5 separate regions of the Mus musculus genome follow, and all the other regions are linked to region 2. The links are chromatin loops, found by intact Hi-C in ENCODE. Cell type or tissue: heart. All regions are shown on one strand.

The links. Peaks named below come from ENCODE experiments on the same cell type or tissue, not always from the same donor. Only the 100,000 strongest peaks of a DNase experiment are listed, where the experiment ranks them.
Region 1: it touches region 2 in a loop (2.6-fold over the local background); 2 of 42 quality-filtered maps call a loop at or near these places.
Region 3: it touches region 2 in a loop (3-fold over the local background); 7 of 42 quality-filtered maps call a loop at or near these places.
Region 4: a loop joins it to region 2, with 1.8 times the contacts of the local background. A loop is called at or near these places in 2 of 42 quality-filtered maps.
Region 5: a loop joins it to region 2, with 5 times the contacts of the local background. A loop is called at or near these places in 4 of 42 quality-filtered maps.

Annotation. Positions count from the first base shown.
Region 1 is chr9:92,455,672-92,460,671 of GRCm38, forward strand. It overlaps Plscr4 (phospholipid scramblase 4), which reads left to right and starts at 1,707. Exons shown (of 9, transcript NM_178711.3): 1 at 1,707-2,254. In heart, a CTCF peak has its summit at 2,034; DNase peaks (open chromatin) are centred at 1,730 and 2,220; H3K4me3 peaks cover 1,012 bases; H3K27ac peaks cover 833 bases.
Region 2 is chr9:92,540,093-92,545,092 of GRCm38, forward strand. It overlaps Plod2 (procollagen lysine, 2-oxoglutarate 5-dioxygenase 2), which reads left to right and starts at 2,131. Exons shown (of 19, transcript NM_011961.3): 1 at 2,131-2,476. The coding sequence starts at 2,368. B430319G15Rik (RIKEN cDNA B430319G15 gene) reads right to left here and starts at 2,777. Exons shown (of 1, transcript NR_029474.1): 1 at 1-2,777. In heart, a CTCF peak has its summit at 2,841; DNase peaks (open chromatin) are centred at 2,219 and 2,819; H3K4me3 peaks cover 3,098 bases; H3K27ac peaks cover 1,668 bases.
Region 3 is chr9:92,597,113-92,602,112 of GRCm38, forward strand. Plod2 (procollagen lysine, 2-oxoglutarate 5-dioxygenase 2) reads left to right here. Exons shown (of 19, transcript NM_011961.3): 12 at 1,476-1,601; 13 at 3,629-3,770. Among named protein-coding and RNA genes, the nearest start is that of B430319G15Rik, 57 kb to the left of the region's middle. In heart, no CTCF peak of the experiment used is centred here; no DNase peak of the experiment used is centred here.
Region 4 is chr9:92,273,126-92,278,125 of GRCm38, forward strand. It overlaps Plscr2 (phospholipid scramblase 2), which reads left to right and starts at 2,477. Exons shown (of 8, transcript NM_008880.3): 1 at 2,477-2,888. In heart, no CTCF peak of the experiment used is centred here; DNase peaks (open chromatin) are centred at 2,586 and 3,366; H3K4me3 peaks cover 303 bases; H3K27ac peaks cover 1,488 bases.
Region 5 is chr9:92,608,335-92,613,334 of GRCm38, forward strand. Plod2 (procollagen lysine, 2-oxoglutarate 5-dioxygenase 2) reads left to right here. Exons shown (of 19, transcript NM_011961.3): 19 at 1-94. It also overlaps the pseudogene Gm2495. Among named protein-coding and RNA genes, the nearest start is that of B430319G15Rik, 68 kb to the left of the region's middle. In heart, a CTCF peak has its summit at 2,754 (motif pointing left); no DNase peak of the experiment used is centred here.

The sequences.
Region 1 (5,000 bases), 84 kb before region 2:
AGCCTTGAACTGTGAACCAGAATAAGTCTTTTCTCCTTTAACTAGCATTTGCCAGAATACTTTATCATAGCAACAAGAAAAGAAACTCATAGAAAGAGAGGTGAATAGAATATAAATGGAATAGAACATGAAACCAGGAAGGGGCTGAGAGTGGGGTGGCTCTTGAGGACAAAGGGGACCACAAGAAGAGAGAAGGCAGAGGGTATGGGGAATGGGGAAAAGGAATGGGAAAGTGTAGTGGGAAGAAGCTTGGATAACAACCAAGTATATTGACACATATGTAAGAAGATGTCACAATGTAACCCTTTACTTTGTGTGTGTAAGTATCTGTTTTAAAAGTCAACATAATATACAGCATAAAATATGCTAAGATTTTAGAAAGGCTGTGGAATCATCTCAAAGGTTGTGCCAGAAAAGAAAAGCAGACTTAGAGGCTCAAGAGAACGGAAAAATACAGATACAAGCAAGCAAGCAAGCAAGCAAGCAAGCAAGCAAGCAAGCAAGCAAGCAAGCAAGCAAAACCAGTTAAGTCAAGAAATCACACGGGGCAGTGGTGGCATATACCTTTTATGCCAGCACTCGGGAGGCAGAGGCAGGCAGATTTCTAAGTTCCAGGCCAGCCTGGTCTACAGAGTGAGTTCCAGGACAGCCAAAGCTACACAGAGAAACCCTGTCTCGAAAAAAAAAAAAAAAAAAAAAAAAAAAACCAAACAAACAAAGAAAGAAAGAAATCACACACATGGGACACTATAAATGCTGCCTTTTTTTTTTTAATCTAAGTTTTGTCAAAACCCAAGTAACTGATGGCTGACCCAAATGCCATATTCTGTATAGTTTTACAGCTTGTGCGTTTGTGAACATTACAGTAAAAACACAGGATTGAGGAAATGGAACCTGGGGAAACTTTAATTTTACTGAACTGCTCCATTACTGACATTAAGACTGTTGTAAACACAACACAAAACACCTCTCCCTCCCCAAGAGTGTCAAAGAGACAGAGGCACGTTGCAGTAGGGATTCATAAAGAAAGTGTGTATCAGCCCCCACCCCCAAACCCTCAGGAATTCAGGCTGGACACCTGCTCTGGAAATGCAAAAGCCCATGAATTCTGCGGTGGCTCATGGCTCCTGAGTGCCTATGTGGTTGGCTCATAGCTCCTGAGTGCCTATGTGGTTGCTCTCATATATTTGATTTGTCTTCCAAGCAATGCTTCACAGACATGATTTTTTAAAATTTTATTTTAATTAGGTATTTTCTTCATTTACATTTCCAATGCTATCCCAAAAGTCCCCCATATATCCCCCCACCCACTCCCACTTCTTGGCCCTGCCGTTCCCCTGTACTGAGGCATATAAAATTTGCAAGACCAATGGGCCTCTCTTTCCACAGACATGTTTTGATCTTGAATGCTTTTGGTATCTCTCATGAGGCCAATCTAGATATTCACACTCACAAGCTCAATTTCTTGGTCCCTCTAACAAACTCAAACCATTACATCTCGCTAAGACTTTGATGTCAGTTTGTTTGTTTCATGCTTTCAATAAAAGGCTGTATTTCTTCATTTGAGAAGTATTCTTGGCAGATATTACCGACCAGAACATTATTAATTGTTAAATCTATTCTGACAAATCATGTGCGAGGGAAAATGGAAAATTCCAGAACTCCACCCCCATGTAAACTCCTCCCAGAGCGCAGCCTGCAAGGCCAAGTTCTCGGCAGCTTCTTCAGGTCAGGCTGTGCCCAGTTGTGGTTCTGAGTGAGGTCAAAGGACATTTGGTTCGTCCACTTCCTTCAGCTAACTGTACCGGACCGAACCACTTTAATTTGATAAAACTATGTGTGCCTGACAGCAGCAATTAACCAAGTAACCAAAGTCCTCTTTAGAGAGTCAGAAATCTTGAGCCTGCTTCTACCCCCACCAGCACCCCAGTCCTAGTCCCTCTCCCTCCCAGATCAAACTGGTCTCCTCCAGGGATGGGAATGAGAGCCGAGCAGTGAGGCTGGTAGACCAGCTGCTTCCCGCCACCAGCAGAGGAGCGGTTCGGAGCTCAACCCCGCGGGCTTCGCTGGCGCCCACAACTTGTTTACCCTGCGTTTGGCTAGGGTTCAGGACGCCGGCGCCCCACCCTGCAGGAAGCCCTCCCGGGAAGGCTCCCCCGGCTGCCCCGCGTGGATCGTCCCAGCTCCTCGGCGCCTCTCGCCTTCCCCCAGGCAGGACAGCGAGCTCAGCCGGCGACGCCTGCAGCTGCGGGCGGTGAGAGGGGCCAGCGGGGAGCGGGGGACCCTGGGAGATTAGGGGGATGCGGGATGGAGGGCGCGGGCTCCGTGACAGTGGAGGAGGCGGGGCAGCTCAGCCGCAGGTGGTTGCGCAACTTTCGCTTTGTGGAGCGGGGTGGGGTTTCTTGTGTTGGGGTCCGCTTGGTTTCCCCCGGCTCTTGATAGGACAATGGGGTGCTGGGTGAAGGCTCTATGGGAGCATCATTCGGCCCTGGTGACATGAACTCTCGAGGGTGCAGGCCCTTCCCAGGAGACCCTCTCCACACTTTTCCCTCTTGCACCAGTGGAGCCTGTCCCCTCCTTGCAGCTCTGTGGGTCTCTCCTAGGGCCTTGGGCATAGATGTTTTCAGATAACTTTGCAAGGTTTTACTGGCAGGGGCTAAAAGATAGAGACAAGTTTTTGTTTGTTTGTTTGTTTGTGTCCCCCCCCCCCATTACTTTACAGAGTACAATATTAGCCTTTTAGGACTTAGAATTTTATATCTTATATTGTGTGGATGTACCCACTTTTAAGAACCGCAGTATGTTTGCGCTTTTATTTTGTCTATAGTAGTTTAAGTGGAGCCAGCAAGAGTAACAGAAGTATATTATGAAGACATTATGCAGTAAGGTTGATTTCCAAGATACTTCTGGGATACAGATGTTACTGCAGAAGTAAACACACAACCTCCACCTTCCAGCTCCTTGTTATGGGAAATAAGGAAGCAAGGCATTATGTAACCCTTAAAGTAGCCACACTGTCACATTGTATGGCCCAATGACATCACCAGAACAGAGGACACAAAGATGGCACATTATGCATAATTTAAGTGCCTAGGGACAATAACAAAGTTAATAAGCATTCCAGTTGCATCACACTTTGTAAGTCTTTTGAGGCTCAACTACAGGAAAGTACAGTGAAAACACACTTTAGTATAAATAACAGAAAAATGACAAATTTATTTAAACTATGAATTGTGGATAAAAATATGAATATGAAACTCCAAGTATTAAAATTATGCTACACATGAGACCCCAATAAAATTTATTTTCTTAGGTGAAAATATCATGTCCCTTAAATAATACATAATTAAACAGAATCGTAACTCATTCATAGTTTTAAACTGGCTCTTTAGCTAGACTATTTGAAAGAATTGCCACACTGCAATTTAAATGAAATACATGGCAGCTTGTTTTATATTAAAAAAAAAAGGGGGTATTCTAAAGAATGAACAGACAGTAGAATGATCCCAGACATTACAATAAAACTGAAGAAAGAGATTTAAGGATAAAATAAAAATGGGTATTTAATAAACATACATTTTAAGTCAGTAAAAGGGGACTGGCAAATAACATTTAAATTGATTATAATTGGAGCACTCGGCATTTATTTGGGTAAACTAATAATAAAACTGTTATTATAGTTAATATAAAGTGTGTTAACATAAAATGTAGTCAGGATGGATAATTTGAATCCAGATGCATAAAACCCAAAGGTTTGTGAACATGAGAAATGGGAAACATCTGCAAAACCTGGGCCCATTAAGAACTTATTTGTGAGCATAAGTACATAAAAATCAGACATGAATGAGGGGTTGTTAGAAAAAAGAAAGGTAATTCAACCACAGCTGGAACAGGTGATTGTCAGTAGCAGTCAGATGAGCAAAAAAAGTTAGGCAATTAAAATACCATGCTAACTTTTACTAGACCTGATGTTGAATATCTAATCATTTTGTTGTTGCTGACACAGCAAGAGCAATGTACACGTGCAAACTTCAAGGAGAAATATGAGTTGGCGAAACATATCATAAAGAGAGAGCTGAGAATAGTTGTATTCATTATTTTTCTTTTGCAATTCGTTCTGTAAAAATACGTGCCCAAGAAAAAATTAAAATCTGTCAAAGTCTTCCTTAAAGATGCTCATGGTAGCATTCTCTGTAATGGAGCAGGCTTTGAAACTGTTTGGAAATCATCTGCTAGGATTTAGTTGTTTAATTTGATGCATCAGGAGATAGAAGATACCTACTCCTAAACTTTAGGAAAGAGTAAATGTTCTAACATGTGAGTATGGTAAAGTGCTAGGTAAAATACTAACAGTAACTACAGGCACACCACAGGGTATGCACACAGTTACAGCATGTACGTATGTATGTACATATGTATGTATGTATGTATGCTGCAGCCTTTGAGACATTCGGAAGACAGAATGAATTATTGTTACTTTGAGTGTTTATATATTCTTGCATATTTCCGTGTGCATATTTATAAGGAAAATGTTATAACAGAAATAGTGAAGTTACAGAGTATCCATGGTTTGTTTTCCATGTATATATTTCCTTTACAGATAGAGTAGATATCCGTTCCTATAGAAAAAATGTATTATCTTTCCTGAAGATTTTCATCTTCTTTTATTTTCCTCTTTTAAAGATCCTTTGGGGATGTACTCCCGGAAAAACTCCATCTTATCCTTCATGGATATCCATGGTTATGGTGTTTATTATAGAGACAAAAGCACAAAATTTTCTGCGCTGTCATATTCATTAACTTTGCTAAAAGCGGAAAATATGGGCAAATTCATACTCCTATATTTCACCAACATTATGCTAAAACCCACTTTAATAATACATATTCTTTTGGATTAAATACATAGATATATTATTCTTCACAAAGAAAAACATCTATTGAGAAAAACAAAAATTAAACCATTGAATAAGAAAAGCAAATCTTTGGGAATAAATCTTAAC
Region 2 (5,000 bases):
AGCCAAATCAGGTGTAGAGTAGAGGAAAGGAGAAGAGAGTGCTATACAGATTTTGGAGAATAAAAACAAAACATTCATCTTGTGGTGAGAGACAAAGTATGCCAAACCAATCAAGTGTAGGATACAGAATGAGGTGGCTTATATTTTAGTGAAATAATTTGAATTGTAGGCAAATGGGTTAGGATTGTTTCCGGTTCTGTGGAATCTTTGTGTTTAGGGATGAAAACAAAAATCATGAGTATGATGGGTCAAGCCATAATACAGAGTTCCACAGTTTGGGTACAGGAAGCAGCCACAGGAAAGTTGGCCAGTGATAAAAAGCTTGAACCAGGGCATCAAGAGGTATGTTACTTAAGCAGGAAAGAATGAATGGAAGAAGGCAGAGAAAATGTGAAGAAAAATATAACAGTCCTCTAGGTTGGTGCTAGTGAGAGCAGAGATTGACAAAAATCTGGAGCCATGTAAGTAAGAGGATCATTAATGAAGATAAAGAAACTAGGTGTAAGATCTGGATTTGATGAGCTAAAGAAGCTGAGTGTTTGCCATGGGAAGTAGATATTTGTGGAGTAGACAACTCCAGCCTACAGGAGGGCTGGAAACCCGAGAGGGCTGGAAGGATTTGGTTTCAGGTTGTTACTGAAGCGTCTGGCTATTTTGAAAGTCTCAGAGACTATTGCTTTATAGAGGCTCTTAAGTTCTGCCTTTGAGACTCAACAGACTGTCATGGTAACCAATAATTACTGGTAGGCTCTACAGCTAAGCATACATGGAAATTCCATCACTAGCCAGGCAAGTTGAAGACTCCAGAGGTTCGGGGAAGCAAGAAATCAAGTTCAAGGAACTTGGCAGGCCCAAGTCTGGATTTCTGGAAACATATTTAGCCAAATGACCAGCCCTTCTTCTGAGGGCTGATTCTACTTGCCCCTGCTTGGATTCATGACGCTGCACCTGCCACCCACACTGTAAAAGAATCCACTTCTTAGCTGACCCTCTTCAGAGAAAAAAAAGTTTCACTTCATTCTTCCTTACTCCATTCTTCTGCAATCACAGTTTCCATTTCTTTGACTATTTCTACTCATGTCTGAAGTTTCCCCAATTTTCCTTTATTAAAAAGAGGGAGGAGGACAGACACACCAAGACCTTCAAAACAGCAAGGACTGGCTCAGTCTCATGATTATTTTTTCCTTTAAATGTCACACTCCTAATATTTACACATTTTCCCACCTGCTTTCAATCTGCTAGCTAGTATTCCTCTTGAATTTATGCCAATTTTACAAAACCTGTGATCATAAACTTTGAGTAATTTTAACTTTAAAAAATCAGACTTAGAACGAGTATTTCCTTTCTCCTCCCATTGCAGGAAGATTTAACTACGAGCTTCTTGAACGCGGTCAATTTGATTCTTTCTTCATTTTTAAGCATACACGGAGTGTGTGAGACAAAGTTGTCAAAACTTTCACCCCTGCACAACTCAGTTTAAATCCTGGGACTAAAAGTGTAAAAACCAGAGGACAAATGACTTTGCATAGACATACTAATCAAAACCCAAAGCAGTGGAGGTAGCTCCCAGGAGACCAGGAATGGCTCCTCTACATCTTCGGAAGTAATTTTCCATGTGCCTGGCAGGGCGATCTTGTTAAAGCACAGCCTCAGGTTGCCCAAGCTGGGCTTGGACTCCGTCGGGTTTACAAGCTTCATTACTGGAAAGAGTCTATGGCTCTCCTGGCACCAGCAGCGGCAGAGATGTTCACCGGACAATGAAAAGTTTCTGTTTACAGACTAAAATCAAAGCATGGCCTTCCTTGACACGGTGATGGCGAAGTTCAGAAGGAACAGCTGGGAGTGTGACAAGCGCCTACTCAGCCAAGCAGACTGAAGCCCTCGCAGTCACCACTCACCTCCGGGAGCGCCGGGTTCAGTAGAGAAAGAAGGTCTAGCCAGGGCGTGCCGAGGAAGCTTCTGGAACCCCGGGAGAGCAGAGGGGCGCACGTTCCACAAGCAAGCTCCCTGGAGCCCCGGCGTGAGGCGGTGCACGTAGGCGTAGGCGACTCGGAGGGTGGGGGTGCAGCCGGGATAGCCCGGGACGCGGGGTCCCGGAGCAGCGCCCCGCCCCCGGCCCTGGCCCCGCCCTCCTTGGCTGCTCTTAAGCCCGCGCCGCGGGCGCCTCCGGTTCCGTCGTCCGCTCCTTGCGCTCGGACTCCGCCGAAGTCCGCTCAATCCTCTCCGTGCTCTTCGGTACCCACGCAGTCCTCCCAGTCCGCCCTCCGCTCCAGCCCCGGGCTCACGTCTGGTCCTGCGCTCTTCGGGGTCTCAGCGTCTCGCGAGAAGTCCTCGCCACAGGCCTTCGGCTCCCGGGTTCAGGGGCGGATGGGGGACCGCGGAGCGAGGCCGGGGCGGCTGATGCCCATGCTCGCCCTGCTCTCCTGGGCGGCCGGCCTGGGCGTGGCGGAGGAGACGCCCGGGCGCATCCCTGCAGGTGAGCTCTGCTTGCTGGTTTCCACCGGCGGTCTAGAGAGAACTGGGCATGTTTCCTCTTTGCTTGCTCCATCCCTGCGGGACCTAGCCGCGGGGCTCCCTGCTTTGAGATTGGCAGGGACCTCCTTTCCTGCGCCCCGGGAAGCAGCTTGCCATCCTGCCTCTGTCTACACGCAGCGCTCGGGACCCGGCTACGATCGGACCCAGTGTGCTCCCACCCACTCCTCCTTCCGTTACACTTTGGGGCGTCCCTGAGCCCTGGCCCTGGCCGGTGTTCGGAAGCTGAGCTAAAGCTAGTAGTTGGAGGCAAGTTCGTGTGAACAAAACTTTCTGGGTTCAGCCAGAGGAGAGCCCCGCCGCCTATTTGTCTCAACGGGACTTGCAGCGCTGCTGTATCGCGCAGGGGAGTTCTTTGGTCCTTTCTACTTCTGGGCCCTGGGCTCAGCTCCCTGGAACTGAGCCTTGCGTTTAAATGACCCGATGCACTCTGGTGATGAGTGGGTGGATGCGCTAATTTTGCATTCTATAGTAACTAATTAGATTCTTTTCCTCTGGAAACTAAGGCGAGGAGCAAACATTTCTACCTTGGAATTCCAATTCAGAGGGTAACACTTGGCACAAGTCCAGTTGGACCCTGTAACCATCGGTTTTTGTCTTTCTCATGGCGCAATAGGTGAAACTTAAGGACTCAGAAGCACCTGGTTCTGTGGAACAGTGCTCGCTTTGTTGGCTGCAGTCACAGGGAAATCTGAACCTGTATGAGTATTCTGATTTTGAAGTAACTTTTATCTCATATCAAAGGTATTTCTTTCAGCATAGTACTAGAAAAATCACACAGATAAATGAGAATAGAGACAGAATATAAGACTTTACTCTGAAAACGGTCTTTGTTAAAACACCAAAAGCTTTTATTGATAAGTAAAAATAACCGCCAGGATTTGCTAATTTTAGAGTTTGGCTTCAGCTTCTGTCTATTTTATGCCACCTCGATGCGACTTCTCACTTGTTTACAGAGTATATCCATGCCAGGCTGCTACCTTTAAATTTGAGGTTAAAAACAAACAAACAAACAAAACAAAACAAAACAAAAAACCCAAACAAACAAAAAAAACAACAAAAACTTCCCTGTGCAAGCTTTTACATTTCATGGAATTGGATGTTAAATTTTAAGGGATTGTAATATCTAAGGCAGGGGATTTGAGATACGAATGTTTTTCATATAAAGCCTATGGTTAATATCTGAGACATGGTTTCTGTGGTGGTAGGTGGGCCCAGAGTTCAGTTATGAGCTAAATGTTGGAAATGTTTCTGCATTAATGGAGCCAAGTGAGGAGTAGCCATTCTGGTTACACACACAGATAGATGGTTTCACATGTTCTGTGGTAAGCTAATAGATGCAAAAGATGCATTGTTTGGTTATTTGGTCAGATTTATTATCAGCTGTGGTAAGTTTTATCCCTGAAGTAGTATAACTGGAAATTACTACATGGATATTACTACATAAATAATCTTTCAGGTCTAAGTTGTCTAGATGAGTGGGCTTTCAAGAGTGCAGATCACCTGTGACAACCCCCCCCCCCCCCATTATTTGTCAATGTGTTCCAGCTGGTCAGTAAAAAGAATATTCAGAGCTGGGGAGATGGCTCAGTTAGTAAAGTACTTGTACCAAAAGTGTGAGGACCTGAGTTCTGGATCCCCAGGGTCTACTTAATAGCTAGGCCTGGTGGCCTGTGCTTATAACCCCATTGAGGATGAAATAGACTGTAGGCAGATCCCTGGAGCTGACTGGCTACCTAGTGTAGCCTGCTTGGCAAAGCTTGCTTGGCTAATGAGATCCTGTGTCAAAAAGAGGTGGTGGCTGGTACCCGAGGGATGACTCCTGAGACTGTCTTCATGCCTTCACATGCAACCCCCCCCCCACCAGTGTGTGCTCACTCTCCCACATAAAAGGAATGGGCCCTCTTGATAATTTGAGCCATACCCCCTTTGTAGGAATTGCAAGTCTAGCTTTTTCCTTGACCTCTACCTACTAGATGGCAGTGGCGCCCAGCTATGAAAGAGGGAACAAAAGAAGGCTTCAGCAAAAGGCCAGCCTCTTGAGAGGCAGATGATCCAGGCTTGAGAATCACTGCACAAGATAAATAGGTGTCCTAGAGGCAATGTGACATTACAATGCTATCAGCGGGATTATAGGTCCTACTCTGCCCTTCCATTTAGTTTTGAGAGTTTTCTGGAACTTCTGGGCTCACGTGAGCCTCCTACTTCAGCTTCCTGAGTAGTTGGGATGGCAGGTTTTAGTTGTTTAAAAGCCATTTTTCTTCTAGCAGTTTTCCATTGTGACGGTGAGTGTGCTTCTGGAATAAATTTCCTGGCTTTGGCTGTGAGTTCAACACTTGGGAAAGTCCTGCTTGTTACAGCAACTGAAAGGTCTGCTGTGTGCTGCCCTGGATGTCTTTTGGCAGCCCTAGTAGTCCAGGCTCAGAGAGACTATCGAAAAGATTTCGGTTAAAATCATTTGTCCCCAT
Region 3 (5,000 bases), 57 kb after region 2:
ATGACTCAGCACATGTAGTCATAACTTGAGTCAGCACAAGTCAAGGTTGGAATTTAAATTGTCACATCGACAGTTAAGAGCAGAGAGTATAATTGCTCTTAGATAATTGGTTGCTTATTCTCAGCTAGTTTTTCTCTCTTTTGTTCCTACCCAGGATCCCCTGTGTAGGGAATGGTACCGCCCACAATAGACTGAGTCATCGCACCTCAGTAAACAATTAAAACACCGTGAGAGATGCCCATTGGCCAACCCGATCTAGAAGTTTTTTTTTTTTTTAATTTCCATTTCAATTAGAGTCAGGAACAATCAGCACAACGGGAGGTACAACTACAGCTCGCTGTGGAATGATCAGATTATTGGAAATACCTGATTTTAGAACTATAGTTCTATGAAAATTTTTTTTCTTTAAGACTCTCTCTTCCTTGGTGATGCTAAGTTTTGTTGTGTTGAGAGTTAAAACTAACCAGCACAGATGAGTTAATTTTATGGCAGTTTGTGTAGTGCAAATGCTTGGTACTGTGTTTGTCTCAAAGGTACCACTTTCCAAATAGCTGTTAAGGCAGAATATTGTCACAGTGTCTTACTGTGTTTGCTATGGCTATAACAAAAGGCCACCAACAGGGTAAGCTATAAAGAGTAAGCTTATTATTTGACTCTTGTGGACGTGTACACTGGGTGGTTCAGCGTCAGGAGCAGGGCTTCTTCAGGGCTGCCTGCTGCTTCGTAACATTCTTCGGAATGTTCTGAGGAGAGGAGGGGCAAGAGGAAAAGAGTGTCAAGGTCTCCCTGCTTTTATAACCTTCTCTGAAGTTGATGCATTGCAGGCCACTCAAAGTCCCGTCTCAGCACAACGCGTTAGCAATTACATTTAAACTCTAGTTTCCTAAGGGACTTTGAGTTCCAGGCAAGCGTCTCTGTTTTGTTTTCTGAAGTGAAGGCTGACGTATCCGTTGCTGTTAGGCCAGCTTACAACTATAACCCAGTTTTAAAAGCCCTAAAATCCCGGAGACAGATGGTAAAGTGATTAGGGTTTGTTTTAGGAACCTTGACTCATCAGTGTCTCGGCCCATCTGCGTATTTTGTTTTTTGTTCAACAAATATTCATTGGCTACCTTAATGTTGTAGAGAGTGTTCAGTTTGCCAGTTAAACTAGAATTTAATTTAAACACAAGGAAACAATTTAGTTTTACTCTCTTCAATGTAACTAACATGCTGTTAAAAAGTTATTTTAGTATTTTGTTAGCATTTTCAATAAATGTTCCATTTTTTCTTTTTTAATTAACATAACTGAAAATTTTGTGTATCTATTGAAGAAAAGACGAAGAGACTAATATTTATTTGTGTATTACATATGTGTCTATATGTATGTGTTGTTATAATATGTTAAATGAACTTCACCATGTTATATGTCTTGCAAAATACACAACTCCAATGAATATTTAAAAGTTAATAACACTGTGGGTTTTCTGTCCTAGGAAAATCATTGCTCCTCTTGTGACACGTCATGGAAAGTTGTGGTCCAACTTTTGGGGAGCACTGAGTCCTGATGGGTACTATGCTCGCTCTGAAGATTACGTGGATATTGTTCAGGGGAACAGAGTGTGAGTTGCCTGATGAATCATTTCATATACAATATAGTGACAATATGATCTTACTAATATTACTTTAAAAACATCTTTATCTGTCTTCATTTTGCTTAGGATACATTTGAGAACTTGGAGATCACTTACAGTTACATAAAAACTTTTTTTATTTTTTAAGATCGAAAGGAATCTACATGACTAATAGGACAACTTCATTGTTGTATGATAATACTTGGTTGTCATGTGTACACATCCAGTGGTAGAGAGGAGTAGAACTCTTTCCTAAAGTTGGACAAGAATTTAGTTTATCTAGGTCATTTAATAGCTCTAATAAAACTTGTCTTCATTGTCTTTAAAATTTATAAATACAGAAATAATAATGCAGAAAACCAGAACTTCCACACATTCGCAATTTCATGAGGTGATTTTGTTGGAGCTGGTGGTAGCTTTTAATTTGTCATCTCTGTGTGTAAGATCTAATGTGTACATAAAAAGGTAAGAAACCACTGACATTCAATTGTCATCTTTTAGAGGATTCAAAAAATACAGACGCTATAGAGTACAAATGTACAAGTAATATATACTTTCTAAATGATAGCTGACATTTGCTAAAATTAAAAAAAAATTAGTCTGTCAAGCATCAAAAGAGTTTTTGTTACGGAAATGCTAGGCAAGAATGTCGCTCTTTTTTTCCCCAGATTGTAGGCTAGCATTGCCTGAGTCCTAAGTGCCTCGTCTTAATTATCAAACTCATCAGCTCAGTTTAAATGGGGAATATACTCTGACTTCTAAAAGGAGGTGCCCTTAGATTAAATAACTCATATTTTCCTTGGGAAAATTGTAGCTGTGGCAAGACGTTTTCCTTCTGAAGGTAAAGGTTGACTTAGAAGATTTTCATCTGAAAGATACCAGTGTGATAAAGTTTTTGTTATCTGATAGCATGGTAGGTAAGGGATCAGTACTAAGTCAACTCTGTTTCAGTTACTTTTATTAAGTGTAAAATGACATATAAGTCATATATTTGGTGCTATCCATGGATTTGATGGAAATGAAGGTCATCAAGTGCAGAAGAGTGCCTTCGTGTTGATTGGAGTAAACCATAATTTCTTTGTACACAGTGGCTTCCTGTCTGATTTATCCGTAAGGACCGTGGTCAGTTACTGAGTGCATCTGCATGTGTGCCCTTAGAGGGAAGCATGGTGTATTCCATCACGTTTAGTGTTAGAGTTTACCGGACACATTGTGTAGATCTAAAGGCCTTTTATTGTTTATATTTTTTCATCTAAGTAAGACAAAATGAGGTCTTACACGTCCTTGGTCAGGATTTTTCCTTACTGCTTCCTAAACGTGACAGACGCGGGCCTTGGGGAGCTGATACCAGTCATATAGAGGGAGCCCTGTCAGAATGGGGTGGGGGGGGGCGCAGAGAGAGAAAGGTCTGCAGACACTTACTCTGCAGCTGTGTTTCCTCTCAGCTTTTTCCACAGACGTAAGGAAAGCTCAGGGAATTCCTTGTGAATACCATGTAAGGGTTCTTATTTTTATGTCTACTTATTTATTTATTTATTTTTGCTGTGGTTGGAAGCACGCCCTCAGTCGTAGCCTTTACAAAATCCTGTGGTATAAATACCTCTCTGACCTATATGTCTTGGCTCTGATGTCTGCTCTAGGGAGCTATGCCAGCCAAGGCCAGCACAGCTCTGGTTCTGTGTGAGGGCTTTCGCTCTCGGATGTTCACTGTTAAACAGAAAACAGTCTGTGCGTAGACTGTCGTGACGTAACTGTAACAACCGTGACAGGTAGCAACAGCTACATACAACCTAACTGAAAGTCTATCGAGGGGGAGTAATTTCTCCTAAGCCTCATTAGGATATGTGTATACAATAATTCATATTTGTCAAACACCATCATTATGCTTTACCAGCCAAATAATTTACATATACAAAACCTGAACATTTACAAAGCATTCTTTTTAAAATGTAAGCATGAAGCACATTTTTCTATGTGTGATATTTTTGGAATGTATTTTTTTTTTTAACTTTCAGAGGAATCTGGAATGTCCCATATATGGCTAATGTGTACTTAATTCAAGGAAAGACACTCCGATCTGAGATGAATGAAAGGAACTATTTTGTCCGTGATAAGTTGGATCCCGATATGGCTCTTTGCCGCAATGCTAGAGATATGGTAAGGTCCACCACTGCGGCTCCCGGCAGCGTTCTCATGAGGTGCTTGCTTTTCAGTCCGTGTGTCACTATGTTTGGATGCTCCTTTCTTCCCGATTTGTAAATACTAGCCAATTTTTTTGATCGTAGGGTTTTAAGGAGGATAATTTGTGAACATTTGTAACATAGATTTTGAAATGTTAGACTAGGCTTGTCTCATAAGCAGCCTAAGAAGATTTAATAAAGGCAGAATCCAAAAATAAGCTTTGTTCTTTTAAGAATACTATTTGCTCACATTTGAAAAATTTTAAGTAAAATAATCGAGTTTAGTTAATATTAATTTGAATGAAATTTACTTTACATATTTGATAAGCACATAATCTTCTGACATCAGTAGCTGTTTTTCTGAGTGTACTCTATAATATTATTGATGGTATACTCTTATGAAGCAGGCTCCCTAGACTATAAAGATAGTATATGTAATATATTTGGAGCTGATGGTGTATTAGTGTTTTAGAAATGTACTTTTACAATAAAATGTAAATGCTTATAGAAAATAATTTTTCAAAATGTGCAAATATGTTTTAATTCAGAAAACATATTTATAAGATTTTCTGTTTCAGATATTGTTATTTTGTTCCTGAATTTATATGAGCAGCCATGGCCTTAGGAATATCAGAAAAGTTGGCAAGTGTTTTTCCTTAGTTTAACAAGGCATGTTTTCCAGAATGTTTGTACTGCCTGTGTATCTGTGTGCACCCCCATTGAACACCCTCAGGACCTTTGATTGTATTTGTGTGCTCATGTTTGGCTGATTTCACTCAACAGCGCATCCGGAATGGCCTCTTACTCATTATTTTTTTCTGTTGTCTTAATTATGTGTCTAATGAAGTTTTGCTAAGGAATGAGCTTGGATCTGTGTCTCACCAAACACGTTAAAGTGAAGCAGCAGGGAAGGCTTGAGGCTCTCGTGTGCTCTGTAAGCTTTGCTTGTTCTGCATGCCGTCTAGGAAGGGCATTTCACAGTGTCAGTTTTTATCCAGGCTGCTGTATTTATTTACCAAGATGCCTCCCTCACACATGGGTGTGCAGATCAACTGACCCGATGCTTCTCTTCATTTTAGACCTTACAAAGGGAAAAAGACTCCCCTACTCCGGAAACATTCCAAATGCTCAGCCCCCCAAAGGTGTCATTTTTATTTATTTTTACTAAATTTTTTTTAATGTAATTGTTAGATATGCTGTGTTGAGT
Region 4 (5,000 bases), 270 kb before region 2:
TGGGAGAGATGGGCACTCTCCCAATTCAGCTACATCCTTGGCTAAGGTCTTGTTAAGTCCAAAAGTGCTACACGGAGACCACCACTCACAGATGCAATTGGCAAGAGTGTTATTATTTCTAGAGAGCAAGAAGCCTGCATGCAGAGGTCAGCCACTTACAAAAAATAAAAAAAGAAGAGAAAAGAAAGGAAAAAGAAAAAGAGTTGACTCCAGACAAAGGTATGCAGGCCCTTTTCTAGGGGAATTTTCGCTAGTGTTAGGTAATCTAAAGCCTCAATGGTGGGTGTTGGGGATGTTACATGGATTGGTTTGTGACTGGCTTGTGACCAGGTGGTTAGTGGACTGCATTCTTGTGTCATGAATGTTTAACCCCAGAATGAGATACACACAGCATATAAGGCTGCCCAGCACAGATATATCTCCATCCTTGTGGTCATCCCCACGCTGTTTGCCTGGGGGATTTTATGGCCTTGTTCTTGGAATGCATGGCTTTCCTTTTGAAGTCAGGCCTAGTTCTAAAATGGTGTGTATGCCATCTTCTCCATCTGTCAGTTATGAGCACACTCAGTCCTTCCTTCTGCAGTAGCATCTGTACCGTGGCTATGGACGACTGTTTCCATCTAGGGTTCTCCATGGGGTCCATTTTCTATGCCAGTTAAAGAATGAGATAGGTGGGTGGGGGAGGGGGAGGGGCTAGGGGATTTTCGGAGGAAAAACTAGGAAAGGGGATAACATTTGAAATGTAAATAAAGAAAATATCTAATTAAAAAAAAAAGAATGAAATAGCAGGAAAAATTTCAAGCTTGACAAGTACAAAAAGGAAAAATCTCCAGAAAGCAGCTGGACGCAGCCCTTGAGGAGAGGCCTGTACTGGGGGTAAGGAAAATAGATTTGGAGCAGACACACAGAGGAAAGAAAAGACCCTGGAAAAGCAGGAGGGGAAGGGGATGCCCAAGTTGAAAACCCACTTTTCTCAAGAGCTCGTTTTTGTTGTTTGGTTTTTTTTTTTTTCCCCTGAAGAGTCTTCCTCCCCTAGTTCAGGGCTTGTCATTTTAAAGATAGACAGGATGGTGGATCGGTCCACAACTGTTATATAAACATGGCCTGATCTGATCTGGTGAACTTGTCCAGAGAATCCATCAGCAGGGGTGAGGGGATGAGAGGCTAAGGAGAGGAGAAACCCTCTTTGAGGCCCTTGGTTTAGGCTGACTGGTTTTCACCTCTGATCAAGGGTGAGGAAGAAGCCTTTCATTATGTAGTCATGGCTCCCCCGCTCCCCCCCCCCCTTTGTCTGCCTATCAGGAGCTCTACTAGTCCCTCTCTAGAATTTTTATCTGTTGAGGAGTTTTTAAAAATTCTGTAGTCATTTTGTGGGGAGCAGTGAAGGGAGGCAGGAGAAACAGTCCAGCTTTGTGTGAAAGAAAAGCGAACTCAGGAAGTGAGGTGTCTGATGATTAACAAGTACACTTAAAGTTTAGACTTTACTGTGGTTGAGAGGTCACGAAAGCACTGAAAAGGGAGAGTCCAGAGTGCACCACACAGACAGGCTGAGCTGGGCCATGTGAGGAGAGGGGAGGGGAAGAGGAAGGCAGTAGAAGGGAGATAAGAGATGGTCTGCCAACTAAGGAGGGGATAGCCGGGGACAAGAGACTGGCCAAGAGGGTAAAGGATAGACCAAAAAACAAAACAAAACAACAACAACAAACCAAACAAACAAGGAAAACACCTAAAAAACAACAACCACAAACCAAACAAAAAGCAAGGCAAACCAAAAAAACATCCAGGTAACTTACATGATTGGATTTTATAGGGAAGAGCAGCCCAGCCTGTTGGCTGGAGGAGAATTTAGGGTACCAAACCAAATATGGCAGTCAGGCCCTGAAACGGGTAGGGAGTGAGGGATGCAGGGAGAACCAGGTAGCCAGCATTCAATTTCATATGTTAATGGAACTCAGCCCTTTGTCTCTGGTTTGAGACCTACTAAAGAGACTATTTCCAGCTTTTGTACTCAAGCTTGCATACTCTTCTCAATGACTAGAACATCTACAAGACATATATGTTAAAATTAGACTCTGCCTCCAGGTAGACAAAACACAAGCAGTCTTGTGGGTTTGGCTTGATATGACTAGCTGTTGCATCTGGAGAGCACTCTGGGTTGCCGTTCTGGTGCCATGAATATCGAGTGGCAGTATTTAATAAAGCCTCTTATTAAAACTTACCTGTGGTGGTGGTGAATCTCGGAGTGACCCCAGACCCATAACAGTCATAGGGAGACTCCGTCTCAAAGAGGCTCATTCACCTGAATGTGAACAACTGTCCCAAGATTGTGACAAAAATATAATAAGGAAAAATAATATTGGTGGTCCTACCGGCTCCTGCTGGTACTCAGTAGAAGAAGTTAGGCATTTGAGAACTATCGGGATATGCACTCTGACTCTCCTAACACAAAACAAAACAAAACAAAACAAGAAGGAAGGGAAAGCATTCCTGAGTCTCCTTTTGAATCAGTGCCAGCATTTGAAGAATGCAGTGGAGGTCAGAGTAAAGGGAATGCCAGTAAGTGTTCCTTTGGCGTTCCAGAACTGTGCACAGACCAGATATTCATTTCTACTGAGAGCCTCTGCCAGGAGCAGCTAACAATTCTCAAAGGACTTAGAACTCAGACAGGGTTTCAATTTGGTTGCGTATCTTTCCAGTCAGGAAAAGGAAATCTAAAGACTCAGGAAACAAAACCTAAACTGCCTCAAAGTCCAGGTGCTTTTTCTCCCTGACTTTAGTCTAGTGGAGTAGTGCAGCACCTATGCCTTTCTGAGAGGAGTCTGGAGAGCTGAGTCGCTGCTGGTGCTAGGATTCTAGGAATTCGCCTCACTTGGAGCTGCATGAGAAAGGTAAGCCAGATGCCCTCTAAAGAGATCCATGACCTTCACCGGACCCAGAACTTTTATAAGCCCTGCGAAGAGAAATCTGAGGGTGGAGATTTAAGCTGGAAGTTAGGAAAGGTGACCAAGAAGGTGACTGGGAAGGGGAGGTGGGCACACGGGCAAGGGAAGTACCTCTGCCTGGAGAGGTAAAATGTAGTTCAGTCAGGTTTGTCTGTGGGCAGGTAGGAGTTTCGGGTTATTTTCCTGTATCTTGTAACAAGCAGCCAGCCAGTTATTCACTTGTCCAGTGGATATTGCCTTTATGTGTTCTATTTCTTTCCATTTCAAGCCTCTTGGTTGTAAACAAAATTTCCTGTTTTATTAGGAGAAGGCTCTTAACTTATTGGAGGTCAGAGGCACCTCTTGTACTTTTGTAAAACAAACAAACAACCCCGTTAATTTTAGACACAAAGAGGCCGAAAGTACAGCGACTCCTCATGACTGAGTAATCAGACTTTGACAGCTGGCAGTTGGAACCAGTACCTGGGAGGTCTCACACATACGTTCAAGAGTAACTTGGCCCAGATAGCTCACCTCCAAGGGCCACTCTCAAAAGACAGTTATAGCTATAAACCATATTATTTAACAAGCAAGTGGAGTACCCGCATATCTATAGACAAAGCAGGAGCGTTAAGGCCAGTAATTGTTCTTATCGGTTTTAGTTAGACACACATTCCCTTTTAAGAGGGTGTTTTGAGAGTCTGCTTGCCTCTTTCTTGCAGCATATTTTATTAACCTTTTACGAATATCATTTCTGGTCTAGTGACTGCTATTACCTTATGCCTCTGCTTGTTATCCCCCTGGCCAGAGTCTATACCATTTGTACAGGGTGCTTTAAGCCAGGAGCTATGCCACTTATGATACCAAATGAGAAGATAATGGAGTTGCATATGCCATAAATAATACCTGGGAAGTAGTAGATGGCTCTTTTCTACTTATTTTTCTCCTACCTAGCATCCCATACCACATCCTGTCTGAAAAGATCACATGAGGCCCCAGTTCAACTTAATAATACCATTTCACAGTTAAGTGCAATCCTTAATCAAGGCCATCGAGGAGGGGGATTAGAGAAACATATCACAAAGCCTGCTAGCTATTGAAGGATAAGTATTAATTGGAACCCAAACTAGGCTTGGCATTTTATAGTACCAAGAGCTCAGAAAAGACAGAGCAGACTGTGTGTGCCCACACTGCCCACTCAGGCTGCCTGAGTGTGACCCTCTCTCAACTCCTTCACATCCGCAGACTCTGGACCAGTCTCCATGTATACTGTTTCAGCTACTCTTACAAATTACGCAACAAATTCTATTACGAATACAAGTTAAAGTCTAGTACAAGACCTAATAGGTTAAATTGATTTTACATCAATTAGTATAGGTTGTTAGAGTAGCTGCTGCTACCATAAAGGACTAGGTGACAGTTGGCTTTTATTATGTCAAATATTTAAATACTTAAATAAGAAATGTTTGTATAAATATGTGTGTGCATGCCCATTCTCTACAATTTATGATTAATATCACTCAGCTTGAATGTCTGGGTGTTAATTAAAATAAACAGTTTTTATTATTTATTTATTTATATTTAATTATTTAATGTTTGTTTATTATTCTAAATTTTGTTTTATTAAACACTTAAAATTGTTTCTTACCTTAGGAGAATTAACATGGCCAGGAGAACAGATCCAATTAAAAGGCTGTTCTGTCCTTCATAAGAAAGATGCCTTGATTGAAGTTGCTAAGAATCTCCCTAAAACTTGATGGATGTAGTTTGTTTTGTGTGTGTGTGTCTTCTGGTGAACTGAGCAAATAAGCACAAAGGATTTTAATCATTTTAGTTCGTGTGACTAGGGAGCTAAATGTTATCAATAGTTACTTTTACCTCATCGGTTTAGTATCTGTTATGTGGAGGAAAGCAGATGATCTGGAACAGTGAGGAAGGAAGCACAGGCTTGTCCAGGGAGGGTTCGCAGGGATAATGAAGTGACCAAATAAAGGCACTCGGCTCTTTTCTGCAGCCCTTTGTCAATAGGTGCTCCTCCTGACTCTCTTATGTTAAGACTCATAGTAAAGTAACAGGGTA
Region 5 (5,000 bases), 68 kb after region 2:
AAACTTGAAGAAAGTCTTTATTCACGGTGCCAAAATTCATTTTTCTAACTCTGTGTGTTAGGAAATAATGAAAAATAAAATAATTTAAAATAAACATTGTGCCTCTCTGTCTTATTGGTGTTTCTTTAGAACTGAATGTATCGTAAACTAGCCTGAAAGCATATCTGATATAAAAGCCGTAATTATTTCATTTACCTTGATGGCTTAATAGTATATCAGTTACTACGTACATTTTAAATTCAGCTATATTTTTCTACTCGTACGGTGACAGGTCATCTTACCAGGGAGATGATATAATTCATTCTATAGGAGTGCAAACGAAAGCCATACATTCACTCAGTCTGCATCTTTGTCTAGTTGTAGTTTTGAATATCTGAGGATCCAGGTTCTGTTCCAAGCCATGAGGATATGGTGGTTCCGCTCTCATGCTCACCAGGAAGAAGTGGGATTCCCTCCTTGTGCTCTTCTTGGTGTCCCCAAACATGCAAAGTAGATCAGCCAGATTGAGGACGCGTTTTAGTGATGATTTATTAATCTAATCGCACTCCAGGCAGTGTTCACAATTAGTAGATCTGGTCTGGCGGTGGCACCATCCAGGTCCAGCAGACTAACAGACTTACTCTCTGCAGGCTAGCCTCGGACACATGCTACACTGTCCAGAGGGGGCCAGATGCCAGGCGTTGGCTCCTTCGTGACACGTCAGGCCATGTTTTCAGGAATTGAGTAAACACAGCACATTAGCAAATTTTCGGGTTTCATTTTTCGTCTCCCTTTAATGAAATAATACACAGTGTATCCTAGAATCATAATTAGAGTAAACCTCCCACAAGTAGATGATACAAGTTAAAGATGGGGAGATGTAGGATTGGGTAGGTGGAGAAAATGGACTACTGAGACGCTGATGGGAAGAGTTCCTGGAGCCATGATTCATGTGTTCTTTTCAGGAATAACAAAATGACAGATGTCTCTGCAAGAGAGTGTGTATGAGGTAAACATCATGCTGCTGGAGTGTAAGACCAGCAAGAAAAAAATCCATGTCCTCTCTCTCTCTCTCTCTCTCTCTCTCTCTCTCTCTCTCTCTCTCTCTCTCTCTCTCTCTCTCGGTGTGTGTGTGTGTGTGTGTGTGTGTGTGTGTGTATAAAATTCTAGAGAGGAGCATAAACGTGTGAGACCTTGGAAGAGCAAACGGATTTTGTGCTTTTTCCTTACAACTGCAATATTTCACTATGTGAATGCATTTAGGCATTATTGAAAGAAAACACACACAAAAAATCATTTACATGTCTAAAAGGACAGGCTTGCAAATCCTCATGATAGTTATTTTGCTCCACATTATTTTTCTCCTTTTCTTCTTTCTTCCGCTAATGTTTGAAACCAGAACCTCTTACTCCCGTTCATTATACATGCCTCATGTCTGCTTTTACTAACTATTTATGCACATGGAATCAGTATGAAAGTTGTCCCCTAGAACAGATCATTATATTCTAGTATTTCATTCTCTGTTCTGCTTTACCTTAAAAAATAACTAATATTGGTAATTTCATAGAGTAAAATTTTGGGAAAAGCACACATGAATGTAATAAGCGGAGCTCTGAGTGATAGAAGTAGCCCACTTTCTTGCTAGTTTGCCTGCTGGCTAAACACTAGAGCACACCTTATGTGTTAGTGTTTAGACATGTCATTCATTCAGAGTTTGGGACCACTTACACACCAGATCCCTTTAAATGGCAGACAAATCTAATAGAATTTAAAATTGCTGTTCACGGTGGAGAATCAGTCTGTATAAATAACTTCCTTTCACTAGATGCTGTTTTTGGAAAATTAAATTATTTAGGACATCATGAAAGCAGGCTTTGTCAGCAGTGTTTTTCTGTGGCCTTTCACAGAACAAGTACAGACTTGGAATTGTTATTAAATATACATTGAAGGAAAACATAGAGGCTGTGTGAGTGTGTGTGTAAAAAACAAGCTTTGATTTAAATTAAGAAAGTAGAAAAGTACATGGATGCATGCTTCTAAAATGCAAACTGAGCTGTGGACTGGGCTTGGAGCCCATTGGAAGGGCTCTTGCCATACAGGTACATAACCCTATGTTAAGTTATAAGAGCGTTTTTTGTGCTGTCAAGTTGATGATGTTCATATTTGTTTATTTGTACATTAAGAAACCAATTAGCATGTTTTGTCTTCACTGAAAAATAAGTGGCTTCTTTTGAATATTAATATTCTTTGTAAATTAGGAATTTCTGCCTATATTATATAATAGTAAAAACATGAGTCATTAATTTAAAATTGCCATAGCATGCCGTAAGAGTCACCGTTTCAAAGCCTCATTTTTGTAAATTACGTTGTAATTTTGTAAGTTACGTTGTCACTGAGAATTAAGGGACAGAGAAGTTTCCTGTGAATTTGGGTAGATAGTAAACTGCTCTGTGCATAATTGCACAATAACTTTTTAAGTAATTTAAAAAGGTGTTCCTTAAAGTGTTGTTCAGTGACCTTTGAGACTGTAATAGGATCTCTTGGAAGATCACGGGGTAGTTGAATCTGCTGGAGCTTGTAACAGCCAAGGCAGCATCGAGCCAATGGAAACATAATTGATACTAAGCATTAGTGATACATAATTGATAGTTGGAAAAAAGTATAGAGTTTCGATAAGTTATCTTCTTAGATTGTGTTTTACTAAAGCCTTCTCATCTGGATTTACATGGTTTGTGTTTGCAAACTATGACATCACAGCTCCACCTTGTGGCTAGAATCCACGGATGATAGTCTAATCTAAACATGAGAATCCAAAAACTTGAATTTCCCTTTAGTTATTCCTAAGCGTTTTTTTTTCTTTAGAGCTAGTACTAATGAAGATTGAAGAGATGATTTTTCAAAGGTTCTTTTTAAATGATTTGCTGTGCTCTGTATCAGTGTTTCAAAAGGAGTAATCGCAGCACCTCATTCTCAGAGAATGGGCATGCCTCCAGTTAATGCTAATGAAATGGATTGTCCTCAATTCTAACCTCTATTGTAGGCTTCTCATTTAAGTTTGTCTCACCTAGTAATGCTAGTAACTGCTAGCGTGTGTTACTAATAAAACTTGTATAGAAGATGTCAGACGCAGGTACATTTGATACATTTTGGAGTAGACAAGTTATAGCTATACCACCACAGGAACAGGTCTCGAGGAGTCTACAAAGAAGAAATCTTTTCAATTACTGTATATGAAAAAGAAAGAAATAGTAATTGTGAAATAGTAATTGTGAGTGCTCATTACAAGGCTGATGGCTGGAACATTAAGGACACATTACTGTGGTTAAAAAAAATAGAAACTGTGTGATTGAAACACTGAAAGTTACAATGTGCATTTTTGACATTAATGATGTTTTTATAAATGGAGAGTGGTTGTCAAAATAGTTCTCGGCTATGTCTGCTTTTCGTGTTCACCTGTTCACAACCACCCTTTCCTTGTGCCTTGGCTATTTAACCAAACTAAAGGGACCCAACTCACTCTACAGCACTGGTTCTCAACCTTCCTAACTCTGTGACCCTTTAATATGGTTCCTCACGTGCCGGTTATCCACAACTATAAAATTATTTTTGCTGCTACTTCATAGCTGTAATTTTGATACTGTTGTGAATCATATGATACAAATATTTTTGTTTCCTGGTAGTCTTAAGGTGACCCCTGTGAAAGGGTCTTTGGACCACAAAGGGGCCATGACCCGCAGGTTGAGGACCACTGCTTTAAGCTGCTATCTCTACACTCATCTCTGAACCTCAAGGACAAGGAATGGGAAATACGTGTTATTGTGAGGATTGGATGCTGTGGCAGTGATCATCCAGAGCTGGTCCTAGATGAGGAATGATATGGGCCCTTCACCCCCCAAATCAAATCCATGTGGACACTCTAGACAGGGAAGAAATCCATCCTAAAGTGGTTGTATAGCTTTCAGAATTAATCACAGCTTTTTTTCTTTGCTCAGTGACTCTCAGGGAAATCTCTCCAGACTCCAGGTGCAGTGGTCCGTAGAAGCTCTGGCGGCAAAGCTGAGCACCCACCCAGCCAAGTCACAAGTTAAGAGACAAGGTTCATTGTCGTGCATCTACTAAACATTCAGGCTCAGCACCAAGATCTTCTGGTGAAACAGAGCAAGAAACACAAAATGATAAAAAGCGCTTCTGCTCTTATCTGGCTGGCGGGATCATGCCAGGCCATGTGGCTACCATCATAGGGCAGGCGGGAGGTCTCATCATCGGCGGCCTGAGCATCATGGGCATGTGGCCTCCCATGGGCGGTCTCATCCCAGGAGCTGGTCCCACGGACATCATCCCAGGCGGAGGGAGAGCCCATCACTGGCATCATGGGCGGGCCTCCCATGTGGGGTGCAGGCATACTGTCAGGCGGAGGAGGACCTGGGAGACTGGAGGGAGGTGGGATCATGGTCCCAGCAGGCGAAGGAGCAGAGAATGGAGCCCGGAGGGAATTTCCTTGTTGAAATGCAGCCGTTGTTTCGTCAGCTCTGGCAAGCTCTTCCATCCATTTCTGGGAATAGTCTTTCACATTCTTGTTTCCGACCACTGCGGTGTGTCTTCCTCACAGACAGAGAATCGTGGGTAAGATACATACCACAGTAGTCATAATAAAACGTAGGCAGGTTGCTCCTCAAGCCCTTGTCTATCAGGGTCCCCGCCACAAGGAACTGACGCCGGATTTTTCACTACATATGAGATGAAGGTGTTGAGTCTGTCCCTGAATAGAGCTGTGCACATATTGTCCAAGTTGGAGAGAGTGATGCATTAAGTCTCTATCAAGAACTCAGTGTCTCTGCTTTCATTATTCAGTTTATGAGTGATTTTTCTCATAGGGCGGCATGTGGTAGACTTCCAATAGGCATTTTTAAATCGAATGAATTGGTGTTAAAAAGAAAGTATTATATGTATTTCAAAAACTATCTAAAAAGCTCCCATTTAATCATCTAACTCTGAAGTAAGATATAGTCCTAAAATAGCAA